Linked DNA regions of Homo sapiens: region 1 is linked to region 2. Evidence: chromatin contacts called from ENCODE Hi-C or POLR2A ChIA-PET data. All regions are on one chromosome and are shown on one strand. The core of a region is the stretch at or near the end of the contact, and the rest is flanking DNA. Distances in the headings are between cores, read along the strand shown.

Region 1 (4,516 bases), core at 1,948-4,447, 2.2 Mb after region 2:
GCAAGCCACCAAATCATTTTCCCAGTTTGATGCCCATCCTTCTGGTAATTCCATTTGGAAATGTACTAAGCCTGGATTGACAGATCATGACCCACACTGAACCACAGGGGTGGTTATTTTCAAGGCTGCTTTGTAGATGGGTATGGGAGTGGGGGAGGAGGCAGATTATGGCAAAACAGAAAGGGAGGCCACTAAAGTTTATCACAAGGCAGATAATCTGCCACAAATGAAGCTACTACTCTGTTCCCTCACGGGAAGAGAGGTCTAAACCCTGGGGTGGATAGCAGGTTGGCCAGGGATCTGATGCCTCCCCACCCGAGGCCTGGGAAACCTGAGGGTAGGCAGATGTCCTGAAGATCCAGGAATACCCCAGGACCTTTGAACCCCATGTATGGAGGGTCTCCATCCCACAGGACAAGTCCACCACCAGGCGGCCCACTAGAAGGCGGCAGGGGAGCAAAGGGAGGCCATGGGCAGCAAGGAGACAGAGGCTGAAGAGACCCCCCAGATTTGGCGAGAGGAGCCAGTAAAGCTAGGTGAAGGGGAAGGAGGCCAGCAGCCTGGACGGGTGGCTGCAACACACAGGCAGGCACCTGAGAGGGGCCCCAAGAAGATACATCTTCCAGCCCTGACCCTGGGGATAAGAGTTCTAAAAAGGTCAGTTGTGACTTTCAAAAAGTCCCTCTTCCATCCAACACGTTCTTTGCTCAGCCTTCCCATCTCATTAATACAGCAACTCCGATGTGCTTGGAGTCATATTTGACCTTTCTCGTCCTTCCATGAATCCACCGGCCAATCCTATTGGATCTGCCTTTAAAATCTATCCAGGTCTGCAGGGGCCAACTATACAGAAAAACACCACATCCTATCGGAAGGTCTTGCTTGGAGTGAGGACCAAGAGGCAGGTGGAGTGATAGGCATCTCTGAAGATGCCTCTGGAAGAGATAACTCCGAGACTCAAGTATCTCCAAGGTTAGAGGGAAACAATATTTTTCTCCATAACAAGGATGCACTTATTCACATTTCAAATTTGTCCCTAGGATTAATAGCAATCCCTCCAAATACATGGTTGATAATGAGAAAGGATTAATTTAATTGGACATAATTCTGAGCCCTCCAACATAATTATCTATTTGTATGGACTTTGGTTAAAATAAACTACAGACCAGAATAATCAATCAACACGTATTTAATTCCATCAAAGAATGAGTTCTTCTACCAAATAGAAAATTGTAACTCCCTGAAGTCAACAGTCTTGTCTTTCAAGCCTTTCTTTTTTTTTTTCACCTAAAGCAAGTAATCATATGTACAGGAGCACGTGGCTCTAGGATCCAGACCCAGACAAGGGAGTACATTTCTGATCTACTTACTAAGCCCTTTCCTCTTTACTCAAAACTCCTTTGACATCCTTTGAATTTTACCTTTATAATAATTAAACATGATCGTAATATGCTAAACCTATTTTTAAAACCATTTTAATCTATTGTTGACCTTTCCCCTAAGTTTCTATTCTGTTCGTGTGACTTAAATAAGACCTTTTGTTTTAATAACAGGAGGGTGTGTTCATATAAAAATCATGGTAATTTCCACTGAGATCAACTAAAAATACCAGAGGAATAAATGTATCATGGTTTCCTATTATCTGAACCAAACATAAAGGGCAAGAAATGTTAGGAAAAATCCCAGATAAATTATAATTCGAATTAAATACAATTAGGGCATTCGGCCAGAGGCCGACATACACAATTCTACTAGTCGAATGTAAGTAAGATAAAAGGCACATTCTTTAGGGAGATACACCTGGGATTGAAATCTCAACCATCTGGTAACTATGTCTGGACTAAAACCCAACACATGAGGGCATGGCGGTGATGACGTGAGTATTGGGAAATGTAGGTTATTTATTTATTTTTTTCCTGAAGGCACATGTCTGACTATCCTAGTCACACAAGTCAAACACAACTGCTGTCTGGTTCCCCCATCCCCTGGAAAGGGTCAGGAGCTGAACCAGCAGGCTGTTGTAGTACTACAGTGCAGCTGCCGCTCTGTGTACGCGCAGGTTTTAGAATGACTCTGACCTGCCCATGCCTGGGAAGTTTTCTACTACGCAGAAAGGAACACCCTGAGAATACGGTGTCTTGCTAAAGGCGGAAGAACTTCCTCTCATTCCAAACCATGTGGAGGGCTTGAGGAACCCGGCCTTTCCAGGCCACACTGGGTCACAAGGAAGCCCACCTAGGGGAGACTTCCTCAAAGCAATCTTGGGGACCCAGACGAGAGGTGCAGGCGGCGCGTCCCGGGTTCTAGGGACAAGCGGAGAGCCAGGCGCCCTAGGTCAGGGCGGCCACCGGGCGGGGATGGCAGCAGAGTCCCTGGGCCGGCCACCTGCCGCGGGACCACCCTCCGGGCGGCCGGGCAGAGTCCCCACCCACGGCTGATGACACATCCCCGGACCTCGTGGCGGGGCGGGGTGCTCTGCACCGCGCCATGTAAGGGAAGGTCTCCTCGCCGCCGGCGGGCTCCGTGTGCCTCCCAGTCTGGCCCCCGTGCCCGCCGCCCGCCTACGCACCCCGACCACCCCGTGCGTAGCGGCGCGCGGGTCCCCGGACAGGCGCGCGGAGCGGGCATCGCCAGATCGCCCACGCTTACTCACTCGGTGTTGCATCATGCACCACGCCGCGGTTTCAGGGAGCCAAAATGGACTCCGTGGAGGCGACAGTCGCATGGGCACCAGCCCCGCTCGCCCACTCCGGGGCCCGCCCGGCCCTGGTCCTGGCCCTTCCCAGAGGATGGCAGCGTTCCCGGCGCGGGGGCCCTCGCCACTCCCGCGCCGCCCTGCCGCGGCCCCACGCGGCGCCAGGGCCCCCTCCGTGATGACCCGGGCCCAAGGAGCTGCCCCCTGCGTTGGCGGGGCCGGGCACTCACCAAGCCGGCGGCGGCGGGGCTCCGGCAGGATCGCGAACAGACAGACTGTCGGACGCGCTCAAGGACCAACGGACGCTCGGCCGGCGAGACCGGGCGGGGCGGGGCGGGGCGGGGGCGCGGCGCGCGGGGAGAGGAGTGGAGGCTGCGGTTAGCGGGAGCCCGCGGCCGCGTGCGCGCCTGCCAGGTAGTTGACCCGCTGCTCACACCTGCCTGCGCGGACTGAATGGGCGCCGAGGGCTGGCGGGTTCCGGCGCCAGGTTTCATCAGCAGTGCGCCCGGCCCCCGCCCCTCGCGCTCCGCGCCCCGCGCCCCACGCCCGCCCCCGGACCAGGCAGCCCCGGCCCGCTCGGCCGCGTCACCGCCGGGCACCAATGGGAGCGCGGCGCGGCGGCGGCTGCCAGCCCAGAGGCTGCGGCCGGGGACCGACGCGCCCTTGGTGGGCGGGGCGGCTGAGTCTTCGCGCGCCCAGCGCCCCAACCTGGGGTTCCCGCGGCGGGCGGGCGGGCTGCGCCTCCGCTCGCCTTCTCAGTAGCTCCGTAGGCGTGTGGCCGTTTCTCCGCCAATCTGAGCGCACCGCGCCACAGCATCCTGTGGTCCCCTGCAGATCCCACAGCGCCCTGGCCAGAACTAGTGCTGCAGGTCCGGCCGTGCCAACCCCCTCCCGGCGGGCCCCAGGGAGCTCACACGGAACTCGAGACCAGTTTTCCTTCTCCAAAATAAAAGATTTGGTATGCACTTAAAAGGTTTAAACTGTTTTCTTTTCATTTTAGAGACAGGGTGTTACTCTATTGCCCAGGCTGGAGCGCAGTTCACCTTAACCTCGAAATCCTGGCCTCAAGCGATCCTCCCGCCTGGGCCTCCCAAAGCGCCCTAGGATTACAGTCCTGAAACACTGCACCGGCCTAAAAATTATTATAAATCTTCATGTCTTTGTTATTGGATTATTTTATTACTATTCCTTTGCCCTTGCTAATACCTTATCCTTGCCAGTTGTCAGAAGAGCCCCAAAGCTTGAATCTACCTGTGCCCCCTTGGCAGTGGCAAATGCACAAACGGCTAGTCAGAACGGCTCACTTTTGCAGTTACCCCCCAGGAAGTGGCAGAAGCTTCAGTCCTGAATCACACCGTGCTCACCTTTTAAGCTCCCTCCTTGTCTCCTTTTGTACCAAAAGCCAAGCGAGAATCATAATCTTTAAAGATCCAGTGATCTGGGACTTGGGATAGGTAAACAGGGCATAAATTAATAATGCCATCCTTCTTCTATCTTATAGGAAAACAGAAAAACAGTGGACGGTGTCCGTGGTCTTTGAATCCTTTCTACAGGTCCTTCTCAAATATCAGCTGCTGAACTATTCCCTTGGAATTAGACTAGCAATTTATAAAGTACATAACTGCATGGTGCTAGCTTCAGAAAAAGTGTTCTGTTGTTGTTGCTGTTGTCATTTGTTTGTTTTTTAGAGACAGGGGTCTCACTCTGTCACCCAGGCTGGAATGCAGCGGTACAATCATAGCTCACTGGAACTTCAAATTCCCAGGCTCAAGCCATCCTCCTGCCTCAGCCTCCCAAGCAGATGGAACTACAGGCTTGTGT
Region 2 (4,860 bases), core at 1-2,500:
GAACTGGCGCAAGAGAAACCATTTTAGAATTCCGGAGTTGTGGGAGGGATGAGTGTAGAATTCTCCCATCCATGGACAGGGGCTAGAGTGGCAAATGAAGAAAGCAACAGGTGGACCCAAGGCATAGACACTCTCACAGCCCCGTTATCTTGAGACGGAGGATGACACAGGCGTTATCAACTTTCCCACTTTCAAGATGAGCAGACTGAGGCAAAGGAGTGTTTATGAACTGGAATACTCAGTTCATAAGCACTGATGTTAAGCCCTGGCTTGTTTCCAGAACTGCACTGCTGTGCAGGGACCTGTTCATCACATTCCGACAAGGGCTTAATGATTCGGAATAATGCAGGATGTGAAAAATATGGATCTGGCGAACATCCCCCAAGTCATCCTGCCAGTTATCTGTATCCAAGGACATTTTTTAGGCATGTGGTCCTCATAAACTAAGATACTCATATTCATTCAGGCCTCTCAAAAGTGCTTCTCAGGTTTTGATATGCACTGAATCACCTGGAGATTTGTTTCAAGTAGGTCATCAAGGCTCTAGGGCAGTGTTCCCAAACTTTTCCTTTTTTTTTTTTTTTTTTTCCAACCACCTGGTCAGTTTGCCGGGGTGGGGAAGGGTAGGATGGGGAGACATCTGTATTTATTCTTTTAGAGCTCGGGGTCTCACTCTGGGCTCAAGCGATTCGCCCGCGTACCTGGGACTACAGGTGCGCACTACTGTGCCAGGATAGTGGTTCCCAAACTTTTCTGCGCATTGAAATCACCTAGGAAGTTTCCAAAAATACTGATGCCTGTTTCCTACCCCCAGAAATTGTGATTTAAGTGGTCCAAGTATCCTCTAGGCTTCGGGATTTTGTAAAGCTCTCCACGTGAATCTGAGCTTAGGAACCTCTGAACTGGGGCTTGCAGCAGAAGCACGTAAAGCACGCAAAGAAACGAAACCACACAGGTCACACTAGTAATGTGGCAACAGGCTAACTTAAATTATGTAAGGCTAGTGCTTTCCAGAGTGTACTGGAGGACGGGAAACAAGCCCCATTTAAGCAGTGCCTCGGGATTTGAGTTGCCTGTGAAACGCAGCAGCCTTCTGCCGAGGACGCAGAAACCCCCGCCTCTCATCCAGGGCTGACAGGGCACGGGCCGCGAGCCGCGGCGGGGCCTCCTGGCGCATGCGCGATCTCCCGGAGCATGCGCAGCAGCGGCGCCGACGCGGGGCGGTGCCTGGTGACCGCGCGCGCTCCCGGAAGTGTGCCGGCGTCGCGCGAAGGTTCAGCAGGGAGCCGTGGGCCGGGCGCGCCGGTTCCCGGCACGTGTCTCGGCACGTGGCAGCGCGCCTGGCCCTGGGCTTGGAGGCGCCGGCGCCCTGGATCCGCCGGCCGTGGTCGCCGAGTCGGTGTCGTCCTTGACCATCGCCGACGCGTTCATTGCAGCCGGCGAGAGCTCAGCTCCGACCCCGCCGCGCCCCGCGCTTCCCAGGAGGTTCATCTGCTCCTTCCCTGACTGCAGCGCCAATTACAGCAAAGCCTGGAAGCTTGACGCGCACCTGTGCAAGCACACGGGGGAGGTGAGGGGGGCGAGGCTGCCAACCCTGGGCCTAGGGATGGCGCGTGGCCCCGGGGTAGCCACTGCAGTCGTGGCCAGGGCCGCAGGCCCCGCTGTGCAGCGCGTTCAGCTTTGACATCCAGGACTTGGGGAAGGAGCTGAGGAAGTAGACAGGAAGTTGTAGGACCTTCGTTCTGCGACCTTGATATCCATGGCAGGGGCTCGGGATTTACTAAGCAGTCATTGATCGTGAGTCTCGGCCAGCCAAGTGCCTCCCGTAATCTGCAAATAAGTGTGAGGTTTGAGGGGGCCCACCGCTACTAGACACCTGCCAAACACTGGCCCCTGGAGCTGGTACAGAAGATGGGTTACATGTACCAGGGGTCGTGAAAGCAGCATGTGCTCATTTCTTCGTAACTCCACACTGGAGAGAGCAGTGAGCAAAACAGGCAAACCCAAGGTTTCTGCTGCCATGGACCTTTGTTCCTGGGTCGAGCCGACCACAGGATAGGTGGGAATGACATGCAGTGTTGTGGTCAGGAAAGGCCTCTCTGTGTGAGCCGTGTAAGAAGGAAGGATCTAGCCATGCAGACATTTGTGCTAGGTAGAGAGAACACAAAGGGAGCCTGTGACCCTTGGGGTGGGAGGCAGGTGGGTGTGTTTGGGTGCGGAGATCACCATATGAGGTCTGAGAAGTAGGCCCATTAGGAGTTTGGATTTTATTTTGAGGGCAGGAGAATGTCAGATACCATGATATGACGTGGCAGCCCATGTCACACACAAGTGAGGAAAACGAGGGTCATGGAGGTCAAGGAATCTGCCCAGCTTCCCAGTTTTTGGCAGAGCTAGGCTTCACACTGCCTCAGCTTAAAGCCCTTAATTTCTTAAACCACTGGGCTGCAGTCCATACCTTTGCCCCTTGCACCTCCTCTAATTTATGGGCCACCTTCTCCAGGTGTCCTCCGGGGCCTCATTCCTTAACCTCTCCAGCACTGGAAGGCCGACCGCTTCTTCCTTGAGACCTTCTCTGGTTCTTTTCCTCTTCCTCGTCTGCCCTTTTCGTTGGATCCTCTTCTGCCCTCTGCATGTTCCACCCCGCCCAGCTCCCTCTTGCGGTCTTACATAGCCACCGGCATGACTCATAACATCCTTTATGCTTTGCCCCTCTGCCCTTCCTCTTGCCCGTTCTAGCCTCTAAATTCTGGGCTCTGTATTACCAGTAGATCCACGTAAGAGCTTGCCTTTCCTTTTAGACCGGTGTGCTGTATTTTGGATACTGGCGCTACCAGTTTCCTTAATACAGGTTGAAAAACTTGGAGTCATCTTTGTTGTCCCAGATCTCTCATGCAGATTAATTTGACAAATGTTTATTGAGCCTACTCCACGCCTGCCGCTGTGCAAGGTTCTGTGGCTCCGCCCCTGGTGGTATGTAGCTCACTGTGTTCCTGTTTGCTTGTTTTGCTCCTAGTACTCTCATGGAGGCCTCGGTGCCTCCCTCCTGGACGCCTTGGTAGTATGCTTTTCATAGTTTGATGCACCAAACTGGTTATTTGGTTATTTGGGGTGTGTGTTTGGCTTTTACTATAGGTTCAAAATGAGTCACCCCCTCCCAACTCCTGGGTTACAAAAGGTGGTTGCATTTAGGGTGTTGAGCTGTTTTCTTTGCTTCGCCCTGGCACCTGTGAGCTTTTTCAGGTGTGACACACTTTCCTATAGCTGTGCTTGGCATTATCCTAGCACAGACCCTGGGCTTGTCTGGGATGAGACAGGCCTCCCTCGTTCCTCTGCCCTAGGCTTGCTTTTTTACATGTTAAATCATGCGGTGGTGGGGATCCATGCAGACAAGCCATGCTAACAGCCAGGGCGTCTTTAAGAGGGGGTTGCTGTGAAAGCCTGCTGCCGGGTTGGGAGCAGGTTAAAAATGCTATGCCTGCTTATTTTAAATGCTGTTCATGGAACAAAAATCTGTGTAGTGACTTTGTGAGAAGTTGTGATGTTTATGTTGTGTAACTTTGTGCAGGAACACTGCGTCTTGCAGTGGGTGCACAGCTCTGAGTAGAAACCACCTCTTCATAGGAAGCCTGTGGCCTTAACACTAGGCAGTTTAAGCTTTTAAATAATACCAGAGTTACTAACTAGTGCAGAAGTGACATGCTTTTTCTTTTTTCCTGCTAGAGACCATTTGTTTGTGACTATGAAGGGTGTGGCAAGGCCTTCATCAGGGACTACCATCTGAGCCGCCACATTCTGACTCACACAGGAGAAAAGCCGTTTGTGTAAGTAGAGACCTGTTTTTAGGCTTTTGAAGTGGGTTGTGTTGGGCATATAGACCCAGTAAGAAGATTGATGTTAACTCACGAGATCAGGAATGTGAAGCCTGGCAGGGCTCGGTGGCTCATGCCTGTAATCCCAGCACTTTGGGAGGCGGAGATGGGCAGATCACTTGAACCCAGGAGTTTGAGACAAACCTGGGCAACATGGTGAAACCCCGTATGTACAAAAATACAAAAATTAGTCAGGGATGGTGGTTTGTGCCTGTAATCCTAGCTACCCAGGAGGCTGAGCTAACATAAAATGCTCATGGGTGGGGACAAGCTAAAGTATATCAACACAATGGGATACCCTACAGCCAGGAAAATGAATGCAGATGCTCTCTGCAAAGCCATGAGAAAATCACCAGGGCACTTTAATTGAAAAACCAAGGTGCAGAAGAGTCCTCTTTAGGCTACTTTTATGTGTGTAAAAAAGCTAGGGGGTAGGGGGAGGGGTGAGTAGTGGGTGTTGGGTAGGCAGGAAGCAACTATATTTGTATTTGTTCCTATTTGTAAAGAAGTCTTAAAAGTTACATAACAAAACTAAAAATGTCATCTGTTTTGGGAGCAGTGGGGGATCCTGGCCAAGTAGGGGGTGGGGATGGTAGGAAATGCCATGCAACCAGGAACTACTGGACATGACTCTTCCAGCTCATGATCTAACCCAGACCCTGCCCCTCTTTAGCTGTAGTTCCCCGTTTCCCACTGCTCGCTGGACAGTGCTACTTGGCTATCTCTGTGTCTTCTTAAATTCCATGTGGTAGGCTGGGTGTGGTGGCTCATGCCTGTAATCCCAGCACTTTGAGAGGCTGAGGTGGGAGGATTGCTTTGAGGCCAGGAGTTCAGGCTGGGCAAGATGGTCAGGTCCATCTCTATTAAAGAAATAAATAAATAAAAAATTCCACATGGCCCAAATTTGTCACAGTCAAACTGAGCTCACTTTTCTGTTTGATCTTCTCTCATGTTCTTGTCTGGAGAGGTGGCCTCGCTGTCTGTCCAG

Evidence for each region. A loop is a pair of places that touch in the nucleus more often than their neighbours do. ChIA-PET counts read pairs that join two places held with the same protein, here RNA polymerase II (POLR2A). Pooled maps may share reads with other maps.
Region 1: a map of CD8-positive, alpha-beta T cell shows a loop between it and region 2 (5-fold over the local background). The contact joins the promoter of SLC7A1 here to the promoter of GTF3A in region 2. A Hi-C loop is called at or near these places in 1 of 168 maps with a recorded cell type or tissue (CD8-positive, alpha-beta T cell) and 8 of 50 pooled maps. POLR2A ChIA-PET finds 5 or more read pairs at or near these places in 1 of 52 experiments (PC-9).

What each region holds. Positions count from the first base shown.
Region 1 is chr13:29,592,491-29,597,006 of GRCh38, forward strand. SLC7A1 (solute carrier family 7 member 1) reads right to left here and starts at 3,198. Exons shown (of 13, transcript NM_003045.5): 1 at 2,926-3,198. RefSeq lists enhancers at 1-495, 496-995, 2,085-2,214 and silencers at 1,862-2,156, 2,325-3,564.
Region 2 is chr13:27,423,369-27,428,228 of GRCh38, forward strand. It overlaps GTF3A (general transcription factor IIIA), which reads left to right and starts at 1,251. Exons shown (of 9, transcript NM_002097.3): 1 at 1,251-1,570; 2 at 3,724-3,824. The coding sequence starts at 1,370. RefSeq lists silencers at 1,076-1,345, 1,356-1,415, 1,516-1,595, 4,669-4,860 and enhancers at 1,686-1,755, 2,706-2,925.